Linked DNA regions of Mus musculus: region 2 is linked to region 1. The links are chromatin loops, found by intact Hi-C in ENCODE. Cell type or tissue: gastrocnemius. All regions are shown on one strand. Each heading gives the region's core, and the rest is flanking DNA. Links, peaks and the distances in the headings are about the cores only.

Region 1 (10,790 bases), core at 959-8,958:
AGCTTACGGCATAATCGCTTTACATTTGGCATGGATAACATACGGATTGGCTATCTTCAAAAAGGTCAATCCGAGAACTCTTCATTTGCCTCCTGTAAAATGATGCTCTGGAAGCACAGATCTGGTCTGAAGTCCTGACCAGTTTCTTACACCAGATACTGATGGTGGAATTTGTAATTGAGAGGTTCAGTAGACTTCTGACAGGGCATCCGTATGGAGTTCCACGGTACAAGGACTCTAATGATGCTCTTTCTTCAACTCTTTAGTGCACATTCTTGCCAGTGGCCTGTTTCTCTCTGTCGTTTTAGCTGTCCTAGCACTAGCTCTGAAGACCAGGCTGAACTGGAACTCACCTGCTTGCCTCTGCCTCCCAAGTGCTGTGGTTAGAGTTGTTGCACTACCACCGCCTGGACAGTGTCTGTTGAGAGTGCGTGCGTTACAATAGTGCTTTGCGGGCGGTCTGTCCTGTATGAGCCATGCTCCAGAGTCTTCTTTATTTACCCCTTTTTGACTGAAGGTTGGCAAGTTAGAGGTGGGTCTGGCGTGACAGAATGGCAGCAGCTGCTGGGGACGGTTGTGTGTTGACTGGCAGACTAGACAAGGCACTAACTAGGAGCACTTTTTTTTTTTTTAGTGATTTTCTTGACAGCAGTGTCTCATTCTGTAGCCCTGGCTGGGTTGGAATTCACTCTGCAGTTCAGAATAGCATCAAACTCAAAGCAATCCTCCTGCCTCCTGAATGTGGGGATTATACTTGTGAGCTCCCTAGACTGGGTTGTAATCTTGGGAAGGTAGATGGTGTTCAGGAGAGTCAGGGCATCTGTATATCTATGCAAGGCTCATGGCTAGGAAGAAAGGCCTTAGTGAAAATCTATGGTGGTGCATACCCTTAATCCCAGCACTCTGGAGGCAGAGGCAGGTGGATCTCTATGAGTTTGAGGCCAACCAGGTCTATGGAGTTAGCTCTAGGACAGCCAGGGCTACGAAGCAACTCTGTCTCAAAACACCAAGAAAGGTAAGAAAATCTCCAGAGGTCTTGGCTAGAAGCAGAGATTTGGGGGTATAAGACCTGGATCTCACCCCCCAAATTATCCCTTGTAGAAGGGCTGGGCCCAAATGCAAAGACCAGGAAGCTCTCTGAGGCTTTGGCGGCTTGAAAATGTCATCATTGCTGGTTCCATAGCTGCTTTAAAACAACAACTACAACAACAAACAAAACAAAACAAAACAAAACAAAAAACAAAAGTAGGAATGATCAGCTCTGGAAAGCTAGCAGGGCACAGGGCTCAATTCTACCCACCAGGTAGAGCAGGCTGGCAGAAACCTGCTGGAAGAATGGGGTTGGGGGTTCCAGAAGCTCATACTGTATCTTTGCAGGACAACAAATTACTGTAGACTTGGCAATGGGAACAACACAGCTTTCTTTCCCACAGGTAGCAGCAGAAGATCAAGGTCCTGGAAGATCTGAATTTCTCTGACTTAGGATCCCTTCCTAGCATGCTGACAATAGTCATAGTCTCCTGTGTCCCCATAAGTGGAAAGTGGAGAGAGAGGAGGGAGCAAGATTATTGGTGTCCTTTTTCTTTTTTCTTTTTTGAGACAGAGAATATATATATATGTATGTATATATATATGTATATATATACACACATGCATATATATATATACATACACACACATGCATATATATATATACACATACACACACATGCATATATATATAAAACATGTCCCTTCCATATCATTACTTTGGGGCTAGGATTTCAACATATGAATTTCGAGGGTACATACACTGTCAGTCCACAGCAAACTCCAGGGTGCCCAACCTCAGGCCCATGCTGTCTTTCCCTGTCTTCCTGTCTGTCATTACCCCTTCAGAACTCAGCCTGTGTGCTGCCTCTCTGGGGGGGGGGGGGGCGTGAACTGGTCCATTCCCATCAGACCTGTTACTGCTTGGATCCACGCCTGATCCCTGAGTTAAGTGCTGTGGGCCTGGGCCAGTTCCCCACTTTCTCCAGGCCTCCTTCTCTTCATGTCGGTGTAGAGATAATAACGCCCTTCCTCCTGCGGTCCTTGGGAGCACTAGATGAGGTAATGGGGGATAAGGCAGCGGCAGCCTCCGCCTGAAACACATTACCTCATTAAACCGTCGATCTGGAACCTGTCAGCTCCGGCACATGATGTGTTCTGGGGATTATCATTGAGCAGCCAGGCATCTGAAGCCTCATTCTCTCTCTGTTTATCCAGCAGGAACTGCTCCCCGGAAGCTCATGGGAACACTTGAGCTCCCTAGCCCAATTCCCTGCTTGTAATCCTCCCCCAGTCTGGCTGGGGGAAGACAGAAGAGTATAGATGTTAGACAGGCCTGACATTTTTTTTTTATGTGGATGTGGGTGTGCGTGCACGGTCACATAGAGATGAGAGAGGGATGAAGACTGTGGTGTGAGACTTTGGGTGTCCTCTAACTCTCTCCACCTTAGTCAATTGAGATGAGGTGTCTTAGTCACTTGAGGTTGTCTCACGGTGTTGGCTAGTTTTTATGTCAACTTATCACATGCTTGAGTCGCCTGGAAAGAGAACGTACCACTTGAGAAAATACTCCCACCAGCTTCCCCCAATGGGCAAGTCTGAGGTACATTTTACTGACTAGTGATTGATGTGGGAGGCGCCACCCCAGTGGTTCCAGGGGTTTAACAAAGCAGGCTGAGTAAGCCTTGACGAGAAAGCGGCAAGTAAGTAACCCTTCATGGCTTCTGCATCAGTTCCTGCTTTCAGGTTCCTGCCCCGAGATCCTGCCCTGACTTCCCTGGAGGTGGACGACAAGGTGTAAGCGAAAATAAAACCTTTCCCCTCCAACCTTCTCTTGTTCACGGTGGTTTTTTGTTTGTTTGTTTTTTGGGTTTTTTTTCTTTTTGTTTGTTTGTTTTTAAAGATTTGTTTAGTTTACATATATGAGTACTCTGTCTTCATGGACACTAGGAGGAATCAGATCTCATTACAGATGGTTGTGAGCCACTATGTGGGTGCTGGGAACTGAACTCAGGACCTCTAGGAGAGCAACCAGTGCTCTTAACCGCTAAGCCACCTCTCCAAGATGTTCATAGTGTTTTTATTGCAACAATAGAAACCCTAACAAGATGTGTGCTGAACCTGAGCTTCAAAGATCCTCCTGGTTCTGCCCCCAAACACTGCTCGGTTCACTGCGTGCAAGTAACCATGTCCCACTTTCTATGTGAATTTTCAGGATTTCAACTCAGGTTTAATCCTATGGAGTCATCTCCCCAGTCCATGGCCTGGGAACTAAGAGCTTAGTCATGGCTAGGTAACTGTAGGCTACGAGACATTTCCCATGCTATAGCCTATTTATTCCTCAGAAGCCGGCAGCGGTGCTGCTGATCTGTGGCTACAGAAAGGATGGTGCTTAGGTAATTTTTCACAGTAGCCATCAAGAGCCAACTCCTACAGGACAGGGAGCACAGCAAAGTCCAGGCTGCCATGGGGCCAACCTCCTAGCAGGAGGAAGGATGGTGGGTCCATGAAAGGAGATGGCAGACAAAATTATATTATCATGAGCAGAGATGAGACCAGGAAAGGGGAAACCAGGGGAGAACGCTGTTGGAGGACTTAGAATAGCTTTCCTAACAAGGTCGTGCTTGGCAGGGGGGCTGAAGGTAGGAACTGAAAAAAGGCAAAACTGGGTTGTGAGATGCCAGTCAGTAAGAGCTCCTCCCACCAAGCCTGGCAGCATTAGATTCCTAGGACTTACATGGTGAAGAGAGAGAACCCACTCTGGTGGATGGTTCTCTGATGTCTGCCTGTCTGCAGCGGCACCCGCGTACCACCCCCAAACACAAAACAAATAAAATGCGATTTAAAGTCTTCTAAAGACAGGAGGTGGTGGTGCATGCCTTTAATCCCAGCATTCAGGAGGCAGAAGCAGGCAGATCTCCAAGTTCAAAGCTAGCCTGGTCTACAGAGTGAGTTCCAGCACAGCCAGAGTTCCAGCCAGGTTCCAGAGAAACCATGTCTCAAACAAAACAAAACACCAAAAAACCAAAACAACAAAAGCAACAAATGGGTATGGTGGCACACATTTTTAAAATTCCAATCATGGCACTCAGGGTGCAGAAGCAGATTCTGTGAATTTAAGACCAATCTAGTCTACATAGAGAGTTCCCACAGTCACATGAGACCCAGTCTACATAAATAACAACAACAACAACAACAACAATAACAACAACAAAGGCACAACTTTTCAAACTAAGGGAGTAATAGTACAAAGACCCAGGCTTGGTATGTTTTTGAAGATCTTTAAGGAGGCCCACGAGATGATTGGAGAATGGCCACAGGAAGAGGAAATGCAAGCCAGCCAATGCTAGTCTGTGGGCTGATAGAAGTACTTTGTAGTTTACACACACACACACACACACACACACACACACACACACACACACACACGTTGGAGGGTCGGAGGATTTGGAGTGAAGGAACACACACACACGTTGGAGGGTCGGAGGATTTGGAGTGAAGAAAGTGGCTGCTCTTATTCTATGACTGGAGGCACCAGGGTATAGGATAGTGGCTTAGTCAGGTCCCTTGAATCCATTACTGTCCCTTCTGAAGGCTCTTAACCATTCTGTGGAGTATCAAATGAACACTTTCTGGCACTAACTGCTGTCTTCGCTCCTGGCCTCTGAGTGAAGTCCAGACCTCTTGAAATTTGACCCCTTTGGGTGCCTGTCCCTTCCCTGAGTGCTCTCACTGCTCCTTACCCTGTTTCCTTGACCTAACAGGTGGTGTGCCCTCCCCCAAGTCACTGGAGCCTTCCTCCCCTTCAGTTTGTTCCTCCAGCACTCTAGGACAGTAGGGCTGTCTGGCACCTCAGACACACTGTCTGAACCCATGAAGCCAAGACAGATATGGAGAGTGTTGTCAGGTAGCCTGCTTCTGAGTGAATGACCCTCTTCCCAACTCTCATCTCAGCTCAATCATAACAAGTCCTTTAAAGGCAGTTTCCATCAGGAGTCTCTGTAAACAGAGGGAATTGGCAGCGGATTGTGGTGATTTGAATAAGAACAGTACCCATAGGCTCTTATATTTGAATCCTTAGACATCAGGGAGTAGCATTTATTTCAAAAGGATTAGGAGGTGTGGCCTTGTTGGAGGAAGTGTGTCATTGGGGGTGGGCTTTGAATTTATCAAAAGCCAAAGCCAGGGCTAGTGGTGGGCTCTTCCTGCTGCCTATGGATATGAATGTAGAACTCTCTGCTACTTCTCCAGCACCATGTCTGCTTAAGTGCTGTCATCTTCCTCCCCCCCCCCCACAATGATAATGGACTGAACCTCTGAAACTGTAAGCCAGCCCCAATTAAATACTTTCATTTATAAGAGTTGCCTTGGTCACGATGTCTCTTCACAGCAACAGAACAGTGACTCAGTGACAGTCCGAGGAACGGTGTTTAAATGCAACTCAGCATTTTACTGGCCATGTCCCTCTGGGAGTGTGCGGGCACCTCAGATTGGATTCCTTCTCTGTAAGTGGAATTCACAGCACCTACACTTGGCTATCTAAAGGGACAGCTATTAATGGTGAGTGTAAATGAACCCCAATAATGAATACAGACTTCTACATCTTGGGTTCTTTAGCATCCTCCCTGGGCTGGTGGGGAAGGGCTGCTGAAGTGGTCTGGAGATGTACAATCCACACTGGCTTATTTTGATCCAGGTTAGGGAGCTGACTCTCAGACAGGAGGACAGGCACAGGACCGAAGCCTTCCCTGTAACACTGCCACCCTATGCTGCAGCTACGAAGACCTCCTTGTCCTTGATCTTAGGCTGGAGGCAAACCTTGCCAGGTCATGTGTCCCTAGCTGGGCTGCAGCCAGATCCCAGTGGCAGATGTTGCCCTGAGGAAGCCTGGCTTCTTCCTGGACTCTTGGGCCAGCCCTTCCTGTGTGGCCTGGGAATTAATCTCTGATAGGTTTCAACTAATCAAAAAGGTCTTTCCAAAACCACTTCCTAGAACTTTGGGAGGAGATTGGCTCTCTGACAAACACTTTTTAAGAGCTCTTTGGTGGGGAATGATGGATACCTGCTTTACCCAATCAATTCTCAAACCCTGCTCTGGTCAGTTGTTGGTCCCACCCCTAGGAGTAATCCCACCTCTTACAGTGGTGACTGTAGCTCAAATGGGGATCTGGCTTTTTTTTTTTTTTCCAGTCCTTTGGGTCCTTAGACACTTTTGCTACACTTTCATGACAGGGATAGATAGAGATAACCTTGTCTGGTACAGCTGGGATGGTTGCATTTTTGGAAAAGCGGTTAAAGGAGTAAGTCACCAAACAATTTTGCTGGACCGTTTTGGGATGCAAACTGGCTTCGGCACTATTGATATATTTGGGAACAATTGGGACTGAGAGAGCAAATGCTACGTCTCTGTGTTTAATTTTGTCCACCAGAAACATTATGAGATGGGCTGTAGAGATGGTTCAGCAGTTAAGAGCCCTTTACACGCTTGCAGAGGACCCCAGCTCCCTTTGAGCACCCACGTGCTGGCTTACATGTTTATAACTGCAGTTCTAGAGGACCTGACACCCTCTTTTGGCCTCCACGTATGCCTGCGTGTATCGATATATACACATATGTGGTGTACATCAACACACGCAGGCAAAACACTCATACACATAAAGTTATATAAAAACAAACCGCAGCCCAAGAAGGACACACCAGCCACACACACCTGGGTGCCTTACACCTGGTGTTACATCTTTCCACCAGATTTCAGGTAACTCACTTCGAAAGAACCCACATCCACAAGCAAACTGTAGGTCTTTTCCATGGTAAGCATCATAATTTTGGTACAGCTTATGTACTTCTTTACTATTTAACGTCTATAAAATGACTAGGCTCTTATCACTCGATCTTTGATTATTATAGTCTGTAACTGGACCCATGCTATTTTTAGTTCCTCTAGAAACTGCTCTTGTCTCCCCCAGTACTGTTCCTACAATTCGTGCAAGAGGACTTGCATTTCTCCACAACCTCTCCAAATCTGTTAGCTTCTATTTTCTTGAGTTTATTTTATTTTATTTTTATTTTTATTTTTTTATTTTATGTAGTTGGGTCTCAAACCCAGGGCCTGAAATATACTAGGTAAGAGTTTACTATGGCCCTGTGCTCCAAGCCCTTTTTGGTTCCTTTAAGAACAGATTTTAGATTATTTATGTTATGTGCATGAGTATTTTGTCTGCTTGCATGTACATGTGTTGCATGTGGATGTCGGGACTGGGCATTGGATCTCCTGAAATGAGTTACTGAGAGCTGTGAGCCATCATATAGGAGTTGGGAATGAAACACTGGTCCATTACAAGAGCAGTAAGTGCTCTTAACCTCTGAGCCATCTCTCCATCCCCTCTGAGACTTTACCTTAAAAAGAAAAAAATTTAAAGCTCAATTTGAGTCTCTCTCTCTCTCTCTCTCTCTCTCTCTCTCTCTCTCTCTCAGACATGGTTTCTCAGGCTAGAGAGTTGGCTCGGCAGTTAAGAGCACTGACTGCTCTTCCAGGGGTCCTGAGTTCAATTCCCAGCAACCACATGGTGGCTCACAACCATCTGTAATGGGATCTCATGCCCTCTTCTGGTGTGTCTGAAAACAACTACAGTGTATTCACACCCACACATACACACCCACACACACCCATACTCCACCCACACATATTTATCTATCTATCTGAATGACAGGGATACAGGGTTTCTCTGTGTAGCCCTGGCTGTCCTGGAACTCACTCTGAAGACCACACTGGCCTCCAACTCACAGAGATCCGCCTGCCTTTCCCTCCTGAGTACTGGCCTTACAGGCATGTGCCACCACGCCCAGGTGATTCTTGTTATTGTTATAGAGTTGAATACTTGATGGAATTTTCCACATTTCTTCTACATCCTACCGCTTCCACTTCTATTTTTTCCTAATTTTGTACTAAAGACTGTGTTTTCTCTCCATTAAGGAACCACCTCTAGGTCTGTTTCTGTCATTTGACTTTCTCTTGGACGTTAGCCAGACAATCCTATAATTTGAAATACCTAGTAAGTTTAATGAAATGACAGATGCTGTGTCTAGGTGATATTATCTTTTCGTTCTCTCTTTCTTTCTTAAAAAAGAAGAAATTCACTTCATCCACTGCCAGGCACAGGGAGTGGACTAATTTCCCATAACTGTTTGGGCAGAGGTGGGTGGAGCCTGGGTTGTGGTTTTTTTGGCTGCCTCACCTCTTCCTCTAGTTTCCAGGTTTCCAGGCAAGAGCCCAGGAACTTACCAGGACTTTTTCCTGAGTTTCCCAAATGTGATATCTGGTCTACTCAGGGCAATTTCTGTCAATCACACAGCTGCAACTATTTTCTCACAGGCTGCCTGCCGTAGTGACGATCGTGTGTGACAGGAGAGACACGTTCAAACGCTAGAACTTAATTGCCCAGAAGTCATGATGATATTTGGATCAAGAGGAGGGCTTGTGCCTGATGCTAGAGTTATCCCAGAACCAGGAAACTTCTGGAAGGTGGTGAAACACAAGCCAGGCTGGTATGAAAGATGATAGGTGTGCAAGGGCCTTCCAGTTAGAGGTGGGAGTGAAGAGGGAGAGGGTGTGGCCAAGGTAAAGGGTGTGGCTGAGCAAGCGCATCCATCGGGCAGGGTGTTTACAGGGAGAAGCAACTCTGTTACTGAAGAAATGGGAGTTGAGAAGTCAGAGTTGAGGGGAAGAGATACATAGGTCTGGCCATTCTGAAAGGTCTCCAATGTCCTGCAAAGTCTGAGACAGAGTAGCACCTGAGGAGTGACTGGGTGCCAGAACAGGCCTCAGTAACCCAGGGAGGAGCATCTGGACCCCACTAGAAAAGGAGCCAATTTGGCCTGCAGGGCTGATGCCAGATCTCCATGGAGTCTCCTCACTCTGACCTCCTCCCATCCCTGAGTGCTGGTCCTCCTGGCCTGCGCCACTACAGGGTCCTGACCAGTTTTCCTACCTCTGCCCAAACCATTTCAGAGCCATTGTTGCCTGCATAATAATACTTCAGATATTTGAGCTGCCAGCCTACAGTAGGCTACCCTCAGCTTTGATTCCCTTGTTAGTCCATCCTTCTCCCATCGGGTGCTTTCCACAAACATGACCCTGTTCTACCAGGGCCTTAGTTTTACTCCCTTTATGGCCAAGGCACCACCCACTGATGCTGATGGTCAGCCAAAGACCACCTTGTCATTTGTCCTGGGGCAGCTGGTGCTTGTTAACTTGATTCATTCCGTTTGATTGACACCATGGTGTGCCAGGCTCTGCACTAGGTGCTGGGCTCTGTGTCAAATTCAGGTCACAGATCCTGCTCTGAGGATGCTTCCAACCCTGAGATGCTGAACAGTAGCCCTATCTCATCAGAGGAAGTGTGTGGGGATCTGAGATGGTCTCGAGCTGGAGTCTAGAGCTAGCTAACCCTTTACTGTGCTTTGCAACAGGCAGCAATGATAACGTTGCTCTGTGATAAAGAGGTGAACATTTTTTCCCCCATAAATGCCTGTATTGTTTAATCTTGAGAGCAAGATGTAATTTTTACTTATGCAAATAAGTCTTTGGTGTTAGTGTAGTTGACCCTGTAAGTGCTCTCTTGGGCACATCTATGGTTTGACCACGTTGGATTACTATCCATGGAAGCCGGTAATTCTTGAGCCATAGACATGGAGAGAATACAGCTTGACTAATTCCTATGTTTTTTCCATTTAGCTGTGATTAAGAGGGGTCTTGGTTTTTTGTTTGTTTGTTTTTGTTTTGTTTTGTTTTGACCCATCATGGTAACAGTGCCGCCTGGTCTGCTGTCAGTGTTTTGTGAAATTGTTAAAACAGAACATCAAGCCTCTATCTGTGGGGGCCAGACCAGCTCCTAGCAACCCTGGGTGTCTCTATCTGTGGGTGCCAGCTCAGTTCCTAGCTACACTGAGACCTCACAGATAGGACAGGGCAGATCCCAAGTGTTGGAAAGTGCTTTTCTTCCTCACTCGAGCGCCAACATTACCTCATACTGGATTCCATTCAACTTCACACATCAACTTTCTGAGCTCTTTAAAAAAAAAATTTTCATGTGCTATGTGTGTTTTGTGGAGGCATGTGCATGCCGTGTTGTGTGGACATGGGTCAGGGGACACACTGGGTGTCTGTCCTTGCCTTCCACTTTGAGATGGGGTCCCTTTGTTGTTAACTGCTGCATCCTCCAGGATAGCTGGCCTGCAAGTGTCTACAGATTCCCATCTGCCACCTATCTTGATGATGCGTGAGAATTACAGACGCACACTACCATGCCTGACGTTACCCTGGTCCTGGAGGTATATAGATAGTTCCTATGTTTGCATAACCACTGTTTTCCTCAATGAGCCATCTCCACAGACCAATATGAAAGCTTCCACTTTCTCAAATGCTTGTGTTAGCATCAGGATCGTGGTTTCGGTTTTACTTTCAGCAAGAGAAACCTTCCGGATCCTTGCCCTTCCAGTCAACCTCATGAGCTGGGGGAACTATTTGCTCATAGTCCTAATTCATCTCAGAAGCCTGCTTGCTGCTTTCTGCACCTGTTCCTGCCAGAGATCTCTAGTTTCTCTCGGGAGGTATCTGCTTGAAAACAAACCCAGCCCGGCAGTGGTGGTGCACGCCTTTAATCCCAGCACTTGGGAGACAGAGGCAGATGGATTTCTGAGTTCGAGGCCAGCCTTGTCTACAGAGTGAGTTCCAGGGCTACACAGAGAAACCCTGTCTCGGA
Region 2 (10,790 bases), core at 998-8,997, 50 kb before region 1:
GCTAAGATAAGTTAGCTAGGGCATCCTAGATTAGAGAGGGGTAGTTTTCAAGGAGATCGGATTCTAATTAAACCTGGAAATGGCCTTAGCAAGGGTACAAGATGGAGGGACCTGTCACAGGTGAGGGAGACAAAAGGGTCTTAATCCCTTGCCCTAAACACAAGCTTAATAGTATTTGATAGGGAAGACTCATATTTGGACATGTCTTACTTACATTGTAGAGTCCTAGGCAAGCTTGGAACTCCCTGTGTAGCTGAGAAGGACAGTGACTGCTGATTCCTGCCTCTAAGGGTGGTAAATGTAGTCTGGGTAAGTGCCCTACTAACTATGCTATGGCTACAGCTTTGCTTTTCAATATTACAAAATTTAAATTCTCTCTCTCTGGGGTTGTGTGTGTCATAGCTAGCCTAGCACGTGGGGGTCAGAGGACAGCTTTCAACTTTTGGGAGTTCTCTCTTCCACCTTGTGGGGCCAGAGCTTCAGCTTAGGTAGTCAGGCATGGCAGGAGCCACCTTCACCCTCTGAGTCAAGCCTTTTCAACAATTTGTCGCTGGTGAGTCAGCCTCCAGAGGAGAGCCTAGCCTGTCCAGCTGACACTTTTTTAGTAAGGTAGTGTCTCCTTTCCATGAAGTCTCTTTCGGCCCTTGAGTGTTTTTTGCCAGGAAGAGAACTGTCCTTTGAAGGGCCCTTGTAATGGTGTCTGACATACCTGAGATAATCTGCTAGAATCTCTCCCGTGTGCGCCCGATAAGTTAATCATTGTGAGACTTGAGGCCATTTTATGCACAGATCTGAAGATAGTGATTGGGTGTGTAGCTTGTCCCGGGCCTATCCACCTCTACATTCAGAATGTCTACCTAGGGGTTCAATTCACTGGACCTCCCATTCATTTCAGGTAAAAATCTATACTGTTTGAAATATTCTGTTTCCTGGGACTAGTGTTGTTTCCTTATAGAACTATTTAAATTGTCACTCCTTGGGGCTGGAGAGATGGCTCGGTGGCCAAGGGTATCTGCTGTTCGAGCAGAGGATCTGGGTTCAGTTCCCAGCATTCTCATGGCAGATTCAACCATGTGTAACTATGGTTCCAGTGGGTCTAGGGTCCTGTTCTGGCCTCCACAGCATCAAGCATGCACTCGGGGTACTTAAACACATTCAGGCAAAACACTCGTACATGTATAAGAAAAATAAATACATGTTAGGAAAGGACTACAGTGCCTAGTCATCTACAGCGTATCTCTAGGTGGGTCTTCCCCATCTGCCTGAGCCATTGAGAGAGAGAGAGAGAGAGAGAGAGAGAGAGAGAGAGAGAGAGAGAGAGGGGAGACGGAGAATCTGCCTGCCATGCAGAGTCAGGGCAGGGTCTGTTGGCAGATTTCCTGGTCTGCTGAGGCATGAGGTGATAAGAGGAGGTGCCTTGAGGCTCAAGGGGAGGGGCTGAAGATTCTATTGACCTTGGTGGTAGGAATTAGGGAGGTTTTTTGGATGAGAACAAATGTCTTGTGTATATTTCAGCAAAATTGTTTCTGTTAGCTTGTGGCTTTGCTTCCCAGGGTGCTGTGGTATAAGAAGTCTATGAGAAATACACTCGGGGCTGGCGTAGTGATGACCCGCAGCCCTCCCGTATCTGTCTCTTGCATCTTTTTTTCTATCTTTCCTATAATCATCCTTATTCCCCGCTTAGAGGACTGTTTGACTTCGTACCAGCTGGACCGGTACACCCATTCTCTTCCACAAATGAATGACCTTTGCCAGAGTTTCCTGGGCTGTGGAAGGGAAATCCCTGGAGAATCCATAAATTAACCAGTGAAAGCTGCACTCATCAAGCAAGCAAAAAAGGAAATCTGAATAGCAAATAGCAATAATGAAGAAAAGGTCACAGAATCAAAGTGGATGCATGGAATAATAATTTTACAAGACAAACTGGATGGAAGGAAGTCCTTTATAAAAGTCCAGTGTAAAATAACATTGGATTTATATATATATATATATATATATATATATATATATATATATATATATATATATATATTCCATTGTCATTTGTGGGACCACTGCTGCTCCGTCCAGTTCTTTGCCACCAGCCCTTTCCCGTGTGCCTGTTGAATTCTTCAGTCTACCAAGGCTGTAGCAGCTACCTTTGCAGTGTAGCTCCAACACCCACCCTCCCTCCATGACCGCCTTGGATGCTACATAACCCCTGGATTCAGGCATCACCCCCACTTGCCCAGATCCATAATCTCACATGGTGACCAAGGGACTGTAACCAGGGGCCATTGCCGGGTGGATGGTAGAGATGCCTGAGTTATCTTTCATGACATACCTAAGCTGGGCGGTCTCAGAGAAACTTCCATCTTCCAGGAAGAGCCTAATAATGAAATGCAAAGACCCATGGCAGTGTCTGGGCATCTCTGATGGTCCTTCAGAGCCACAAATCACATGAAACCTGCTCCAGTCAGGAAGACTGGGCCTAGCTGTCTTTGAATGCAAAGGTGGGGTCAGACGCTGACCTCACAATGGCAGAGCCTCTCTTTCCTGGCTAGTCCACAGACCACTGGCCAGCTGCTGTGCTGCTCCTGGGCATGTCCCTTCTCAGCAGCTATGAGGGCCTACGACAGGAGATCCAGAGGCTGGCCCAAGAGAATGAGGAACTACGGCGCCTGGTGCAGCTCATCCAGGAAAACCAAGAGCTGAAGCTAGTCCTTAGGAGCAGGGGCAATAGCCTAAGCTTCTGTAGCGCCAACATCCTGTCAGAAACAACTGCCACTCCCAGGCTGCCAAAGCGGAAAACGATCAGATTCAAGGATGTCGAGAGAGGTGAGCCACGGGCTTCCTTCTGAGTTCTCTTATCCAACGTGCGCCCAATCAGGGGTCTCTTATGTGCCCAATCAGAGTTCTCTTATCCAGCGTATGCCCAATCAGAGTTCTCTTATCCAGCCTGTGCCCATACGAAAGAAGCCACAGAAAACCCTAGCCCCAGGGAGTCTGGCCATCTGCTCCTTGCTGAGTGCTGGTGGTCGGTAGAGGGAGATAGTGCAAACCCAGGGATGAGGGTGGGATGATGTCTTGGGAGCCCGTGCAGGAGAGAGGAGAGGTTGCCTCTGAGGACATTGAGCAGAGTTGGAATAAAGTAACAGTCATGAGGATGGGGCAAGCTTTCTGAGCTAAGGGATTGTCAGTGCAAATGCCCTATGTGGCAGCCAGTGGGCTATGAGATTGATGCAGAGGAAAGAGGGTACCAGAGGTACTCTTGCAAGACAGAGTTTGAGAAAAGCTGTCTCCTGACTCTCTTTGGGTTCTCTCTCTCTCTGGGTTCTCTCTCTGGGTTTTCTCTCTCTCTCTGGGTTCTCTCTCTCTGGGTTCTCTCTCTCTGGGTTCTCTCTGGGGTCTCTCTCTCTCTGGGTTCTCTCTCTCTCTACACACACACACACACACACACACACACACACTTTTTCTCTCCATACTAGGAACAGAACTCAGGGCCTCTTGTATTCTAAACAAGTAGTCTACCAACTGGGCTACCATCCAGCCCTCTCCTACTTTTGGTTTTGAAATGAAAATCTCACTGAGTTATGTACCATAGACCTTACCCTGGCATCCACAAAATGAGAAAGGGACATGAGGACAGGTTTTGAATGCCCAGGGGCACCAGGCATTGCCTGACGTGTGGCGTGAAGCCCAGAGCCTACAAGTCTAATACATAACCAGCTTACCTGCATCCTAGCCTCCTAGGCCCAAGTGGGCCTTGAGAGCCAGCAGTGTACTTAGAATGGGGGATTTGGGTGTGTGCCCTAAGCTGTCTGATACTTGGCCTAGCACATGGGGAAAGGCCTTTGGGTTCAACTGATTTCCTACAGTCTTAGGAGCCACCCTTGAAGGTCAGCATCACCACCACACATGGCTAATAGTTTGACCTGCCCATGCCCCTTCACTTGGATGCTAAATGGCTCAGGCCTGACTTGAGCCCAGCCTCTACTCTGCTTGTAAAGGCTCTGACTTCCAACCAGCACAGTTGAGGCTCCCTGGACTCTGTCATAGAAAGAATAGAAATGCTGGCCTAGTAAGGAAGATCTGCTTTCCTGGGGCTAAAACCCCTCTAGGAACAGCAAAGCAAGAAACCAATTCTGACTCTCCTTGCTTATAAGTCTTGGTTGTCCTGGGGCCTCCTCTGTCTATGCACGTTCTCCTTGGAATCAAGCCCACTTACAGACTGACTAAATAAACAAGAGGGTTGCTGGGCGGTGGTGGTGCACACCTTGAATCCCAGCACTTGGGAGGCAGGCAGATTTCTGAGTTCGAGGCCAGCCTGGTCTACAAAATGAGTTCCAGGACAGCCAGGGCTATACAGAGAAACCCTGGAGAGAGAGAGAGAGAAGAGAGAGAGAGAGAGAGAGAGAGAGAGAGAGAGAGAGAGAGAAAGAGAGTAGAGGACACGGAGACTTTAACCAGTTGTCCTCGGTGAGGGGGAACACCAGTTCCAAATGTCTGTTGGTGTCACTACAGGAGAGACACATGAGGGTTTAGGTGTACTGAGCCATTTTTTTACACTGAAGGGTTGATTGTGGGATGTGTGCAGAGGCCTCTTGATCTTTGTGCCACTTTGCTGCTGAATAAGAGGCCCTCCTACCTTCCCTTGTTCCTTGCCGGGTCCTTTCCACCCAACCCATCTCCTGCCTCAGGTCCTCCCACTCTGGGGAACAGTCTGACTACATCAGAAATGTTGTTACATTAGGGTACAACCAGTTACTTAGAGACCTGAAGTTGGGTATCAAGGGCGTCCACTTTCGGCGACCCAGAACTTGCAGAGAGGTTCAGCAATTCCGAGAATCAAGGTGCCCTTGAGCCAAAGCGCTGGGTCCGCCCCTGCTGGCAAGGGCCACTCAGTCCCTCAATCCGTGGATCGCTCTGGGCGAAGGAGGAGGTGCTCAGGCCCGGCCCGCAATTACGTAATCCGGAGGGCCAGGCACGCCAGGCTTGTGTGTCTGTGTTTGTGTGTGTGTGTTGGGAGTGGGGGTGTGTTTCTCCAGGCCCCACCCCGAGGTGGGGGCAGGGCCTTCGGGAAGCGCAGCGGGACACAAGCAAGACTAGAGCGGATTCGGCTGCTGGTGGGGTCTGTGCTACCGCCTTTCCTACTTTCCCCCTGAGGGCTCCGCTGTACCTCCGCTCTTTTCAGCCTCGCCCCACTCTTGTACAGATTCTGTAGGGTTCCAGTGACTATAAAGCCTGGGCCAGGAAACTTGAGCAGAGTGGGGAGTGGAGCTATTTCTTACCTGCCCAGCCTAACTCGGGTGCCTTTCCCTGAGGAAAGAATCCAGGCTCCTCCCGCAAGAAAGGGCTCCGGGGTCCTTTTATCTCTAATCCAAGTACTGGCTTTCCATCGGCAGCAGGACTCTCAGACCTGTGCCACCGGGACAGTGGCTGGCATTTGGGCTTGCCTGGCTCTGACTCTACTCTGGCCACCCTATGACTGGGTCCTGCAGCTCCTGCCAAACCCAGAGCTACTCTATGACTCCTCCCCAGGGCACCTTCTAGACTCGGGATCCATTTGTTTCCCATCCCAGCCTCTTCTTAGAAACCTGGCCCCCCCTCAGTAATAACCCCAACCCCCCTCACTCCCAGTGACAGGCTCTTCTGTCCAGTTCTCCCAGGGCTACCAGCCGAAGAGCCACTGCTGGACTCCAGCTTCAACATCATGGGCAGCCCAGAAGAGCGCTTCCATTTTGCCATCGACCGTGGTGGCACCTTTACAGATGTCTTTGCCCAGTGCCCAGGAGGGCATGTACGTGTCCTGAAGCTGCTCTCAGAGGATCCTGCCAACTATGCAGACGCACCCACAGAGGGCATCCGCCGAATTCTAGAGCAGGTGGGCCAGGGCCAGTGGCGGGCAGAGGGGAGGTGTTAGGGAGACCCCAACCTGAGGTTCTCCCCCTGACTATGTGGTCCCCAGGAGAGGGGTGTGCTGCTGCCCCGAGGCCGGCCGCTAGACACCAGTCACATCGCCAGCATCCGCATGGGTACCACCGTGGCCACCAATGCTCTGTTGGAACGGCAGGGAGAACGGGTGGCACTGCTGGTGACTCGCGGTTTCCGAGACCTGCTGCATATTGGCACTCAGGCCCGCCCAGACCTCTTTGACCTGGTGAGCTCTCCCGTGCCAACTGGGCATTAGGTGAAGCTTGTGCACTCTTTCCCCTCCCCCAGCCAAGGTCTTGTGGGGAGGTCTGTGAAGCAATGGTGGCTAGTAGGCCTTAAGGAGACTGAGCACTGCTAGCAGGACCCGTGTCCTCATACTTCCAGACTGGCATGGGAATACTCTGCCAGTTCAAGGTGAGAACATAGAAGTTCCACCTTTGAATTCCTGGAAGAAGCTGCCCTCTTGAGGTAGGGTGCTGGTTCTCTAGTTCTTAAGGGCTTGGGCTTGGGTACAGAGAGAAGCCTTCTGGGTGGACCTTGCTGGGCCATTTTGACTGTCTCCTAGCTTTTTGGAACACATCCCCTTGGCCCGCACTGCGACATCATGCAGGACCCCATAGACCACTCAGGCCGGGGTCTCCTCTGAGCCTCTGCCTGCCCTCAGGCTGTGCCCATGCCAGAGGTACTGTATGAGGAGGTCGTGGAGGTGGACGAGCGAGTGCTGCTGTATCGTGGAGAACCCGGTGCCGGCTCTCCCGTCAAAGGTGCGCATGGTGCTGACATCCTGTGTGAGGTTCTTGGGGTAGGCAGAGCCTGGCAATTTTTTTGAATGGGGGCTTTGGGCTTGTTTCAGGCTGTACAGGGGACCTGCTAGAGATACAGCAGCCTGTGGATCTGGCAGCCCTGCGTGGGAAGCTGGAGGGGCTCTTGACTCGGGGCATTCACAGCCTGGCAGTGGTACTCATGCATTCGTACACGTGAGTGAGGGCTGTTTCCCGTGCGTGGAGACTGGATCTAGAGGAAAGCTGGAAAGGTGTTGGGTGGGAGGCACAGAGTCCCCCCCACCCAAACCCTGGGTTCTCGTTGTAGGTGGGCCCAGCACGAGCAGCAGGTGGGCACACTGGCCCGGGAGCTGGGCTTCACGCACGTCTCCTTGTCCTCGGAAGTCATGCCCATGGTGCGGATTGTTCCTCGGGGGCATACGGCCTGTGCAGATGCTTACCTCACTCCCACCATCCAGCGCTATGTGCAGGGCTTCCGCCGAGGCTTCCAGGGCCAGCTAAAGGTGAGGCCTGTTGACCACCGTGCTCCAGGCCCTGGCCTTGCTCCTGCCCAGCTCATCGCTGTCCGCTCTCCCCATTCATAGAATGTGCAAGTCCTCTTCATGCGCTCCGATGGTGGCCTGGCACCCATGGATGCCTTCAGTGGCTCCCGGGCTGTGCTCTCTGGCCCTGCTGGTGGTGTGGTTGGCTACTCCACTACCACCTACCAGCTGGAAGGTGGTCAGCCTGTCATTGGCTTTGACATGGGAGGTATGAAGGCTGAAGTGGGTGGGTGAGGGAAGACCTTCAGCTACCTAGCTGGAGGATGCTGGGGGCTCAGGTCTTGGGGGCGACTCCTAGCATCTTGTCTGCTGTTGCCGCCGCCATTAGGCACATCCACAGATGTGAGCCGCTATGCTGGAGAGTTTGAGCACGTCTTTGAGGCTAGCACGGCAGGTGTTACCCTCCAGGCCCCACAGCTGGACATCAATACGGTGGCAGCTGGCGGGGGTTCCCGCCTCTTCTTCAGGTCAGTTCCTACCTCTTCAGTTATAACCTCTAAGCTTCTTTATTCCACCCCCCCCCCCCGACCTCCCCATGCCTCTAATTCCTGTCTTTTATCCCCCAAGGTCTGGCCTCTTTGTGGTTGGTCCAGAGTCAGCAGGTGCCCACCCAGGTCCTGCCTGCTACCGCAAAGGTAAGGGCTAGCCACTGCCTTGCTGGACCTAGCCCCATGGTGTTCTAGGCCTGTCCCTGCTGGCCACTTGTGCCTCTCTAGCCTCCAACCCACACTCAGTTCCTTCTTCCCAGGGGGTCCTGTGACAGTGACAGATGCTAATCTGGTTCTGGGTCGCCTGCTGCCTGCCTCCTTCCCCTGCATTTTTGGGCCAGGAGAAGACCAGCCATTGTCTCCCGAGGCTTCCCGAAAGGCTCTAGAGGCTGTGGCCATGGAGGTCAACAGTTTCTTGGCCAGTGGACCCTGCCCAGCTTCCCAGCTAAGTCTGGAGGAGGTGGCCATGGGGTTTGTGCGTGTTGCCAACGAAGCCATGTGCCGGCCTATCCGTGCCCTCACACAGGTGTGTCCCCTCTGCCCACCATCACATGTCTGCCCTAGCCCTGATCCTATACTCTGTTAGACCACCAGAAATGGGTAGCACACGCCAGTTCATCTTGAAATGCCTTGGATAACACAATGACTGGGCACTCCTAATCCTTCCCCTGCAACGCTAGTCAGGGGAGCAGCCAGAGGCCAGAGGCCAGAGGCCACTTACTTCCCTGGAAACTCGCATAGCTGGTTGGCTTTCTCCTCGATGCTGTGTTCCCTTCTTCCTCTTCCCCCTAAGTGTCTCAATCCTCTTCCTCTTTCCTAGCCTGTGGGAACCTGGAAGTCCTGCCTTTCCCCCTCCCCAACCCCCACGCACCCCAGCCATTGGCCACTGGCATCTTTACTGATAGACCAAAAACCAATCGGGAGCTAGGACCTTCAGCATCAGTAAACATAGATTCTCAGTCAAAGCGATCAAAGCATTGGAACTACTTTCTACAGAAATGGGACAGGATGGGGGGCTGTCACGTGTATGAAAGATTATTTATTAGCCCTTCCTGGATCACCAGGCACGAGGCCACGACCCCTCAGCCCATGTACTGGCTTGCTTTGGAGGAGCCGGTGGGCAACACGCTTGTGCCATTGCCCGGGCCCTGGGTATGGACACTGTGCATATTCACAGGTGGGTCTGCATATGAGCATGTGCCCTTAGCCGAGGGAATTGGCTTTGAGGATTGTCCCCACACCGCCGCACCACCCATTTCTGCAGGCACAGCGGGCTGCTGTCAGCACTGGGACTGGCCTTGGCCGATGTGGTTCACGAAGCACAGGAGCCCTGTTCCCTGTCTTACACACCTGAAACCTTTGCACAACTGGACCAGAGACTGAGCCGCCTGGAGGAGCAGTGTGTGGATGCCCTGCAGGCCCAGGGCTTCTCTAGGTAAGTCATGGACCACCGAGGAGCACAGCACTGGCTTTGTCTCCACCTCCCCTTTGGTTGGATGCCACTGGATGACTTCCCAGATGTTCCTGAGTCTTTAGGACAAGGGTCTCACAGCGCCTGAGGAAGCAGGAAAGGTTCCCTCAGATAGTACTGGGTAAGTACCCCAGCCTGCTTCCTACAGGTCTCAGATCAGCACCGAGAGCTTCCTGCACCTTCGCTACCAAGGCACTGACTGTGCCCTAATGGTGTCTGCCAATCAGCATCCGGCCACAACCTGCTCACCCCGTGCTGGTGACTTTGGAGCAGCGTTTGTCGAGAGGTATATGTGTTCTCCCGTGAGTTTAGCATGTGGCCTGCTGGTCTGGTTGCTTGGTCCTCATTGCTCCCTTTGATGGGTGGGTGCAGGTACATGAGAGAGTTTGGCTTCATCATTCCTGAGCGCTCGGTGGTGGTAGATGATGTGCGTGTGAGGGGAACTGGCCGTAGTGGACTTCAGCTGGAGGAGACCTCCAAAATCCAGAGTGGACCTCCGCATGTGGAAAAGGTTGGAGGCCTTGCTGTGCTGGTCCACCTACATCCTCGGGACCTCAGGGAGCAAGGGTTAATGGGGAGGTCCAGCTATGTTGAGAGGCCTCAGGAGAAATGTTCTGGGAGCCCAGCTCATTCCACACCTTCTGCAGGTGACCCAGTGCTACTTTGAAGGGGGTTATCAGGAGACTCCCGTGTACCTTTTAGGAGAACTAGGCTACGGGCATCAGCTTCAAGGGCCCTGCCTGATCATTGACAACAACAGGTAAGTCTGGATTGGTAGAGCCTTGGAGGGGTTATTGTAGCCCCCACCCCCCAGCAGATCCCCTGGCCTAGGGCTACAGAGGTTCTATCATTGGGGTATCTCCCGGCGTGTAGTATTGACATCTCTGGTTGTGGGGAGGTTGTGGCCAGCCTTCTTGTAGCTCCTCTGTGTCTCCTGCCCCCAGCACCATCCTTGTAGAACCAGGTTGCCAAGCGGAGGTGATTGAGACAGGGGACATCCGCATTTCTGTGGGAGCCGAGGCTCCCAGTATGATAGACACCAAGCTTGACCCCATCCAGTTGTCTATTTTCTCACACCGTTTCATGAGCATTGCTGGTGAGTAGACACTGCTGTCCTCCTCATAGGGCTGGCGTGTATGATGTAGGACATAGTGGGGAACGGTTGCACACGAGGCAAAAGTACAGACAAGCAGGGTAGCTGACAGCATTGGCTCTCGTTGCATGTGATGACCTGGCAGATGTGTGCCAAGGGGAAGGGCAAAATCCTCACTGGTGGGGGTGGGGGGTGGGCAGTGTGGGGCAAGTCGTCTCCTCTTCTCATCGGAAGCCATTTGATCTTCAGCTATTTAGGGATAGAACACAGGTATCCACTGTGAGTTCATCTGTTCAAGGCTAAGCCACCAGCTTTCGGGAGCCTAGGGGTTTATGCTCGGGGACCAGGTTCTTGCTATATCAGTCAGGGAGGAAAGTGTGACCCCAGGCAGGCTGGAAAGGGAGTGTTCTTTTCATAAGCTATCATACACTGGGCTGCAGCCTTACTGCTTAAGAGGGAATGTTGCCACCCTGATCTTCCCCGGGGCGCAGGAAAAGCTGC

What was found. Peaks named below come from ENCODE experiments on the same cell type or tissue, not always from the same donor. Only the 100,000 strongest peaks of a DNase experiment are listed, where the experiment ranks them.
Region 2: a loop joins it to region 1, with 2.0 times the contacts of the local background. A loop is called at or near these places in 12 of 42 quality-filtered maps.

What each region holds. Positions count from the first base shown.
Region 1 is chr15:76,251,593-76,262,382 of GRCm38, reverse strand. No RefSeq gene overlaps it. Among named protein-coding and RNA genes, the nearest start is that of Mir6953, 8.8 kb to the right of the region's middle. In gastrocnemius, for the core only: no CTCF peak of the experiment used is centred there; DNase peaks (open chromatin) are centred at 5,867 and 8,938; H3K4me3 peaks cover 427 bases; H3K27ac peaks cover 5,370 bases.
Region 2 is chr15:76,301,548-76,312,337 of GRCm38, reverse strand. Oplah (5-oxoprolinase (ATP-hydrolysing)) reads left to right here and starts at 5,049. Exons shown (of 27, transcript NM_153122.3): 1 at 5,049-5,110; 2 at 5,640-5,863; 3 at 5,948-6,139; 4 at 6,578-6,677; 5 at 6,767-6,890; 6 at 7,003-7,198; 7 at 7,280-7,445; 8 at 7,566-7,704; 9 at 7,805-7,872; 10 at 7,986-8,251; 11 at 8,790-8,902; 12 at 8,990-9,160; 13 at 9,345-9,482; 14 at 9,569-9,707; 2 more. The coding sequence starts at 5,693. In gastrocnemius, for the core only: no CTCF peak of the experiment used is centred there; DNase peaks (open chromatin) are centred at 2,935 and 4,964; H3K4me3 peaks cover 2,414 bases; H3K27ac peaks cover 3,123 bases.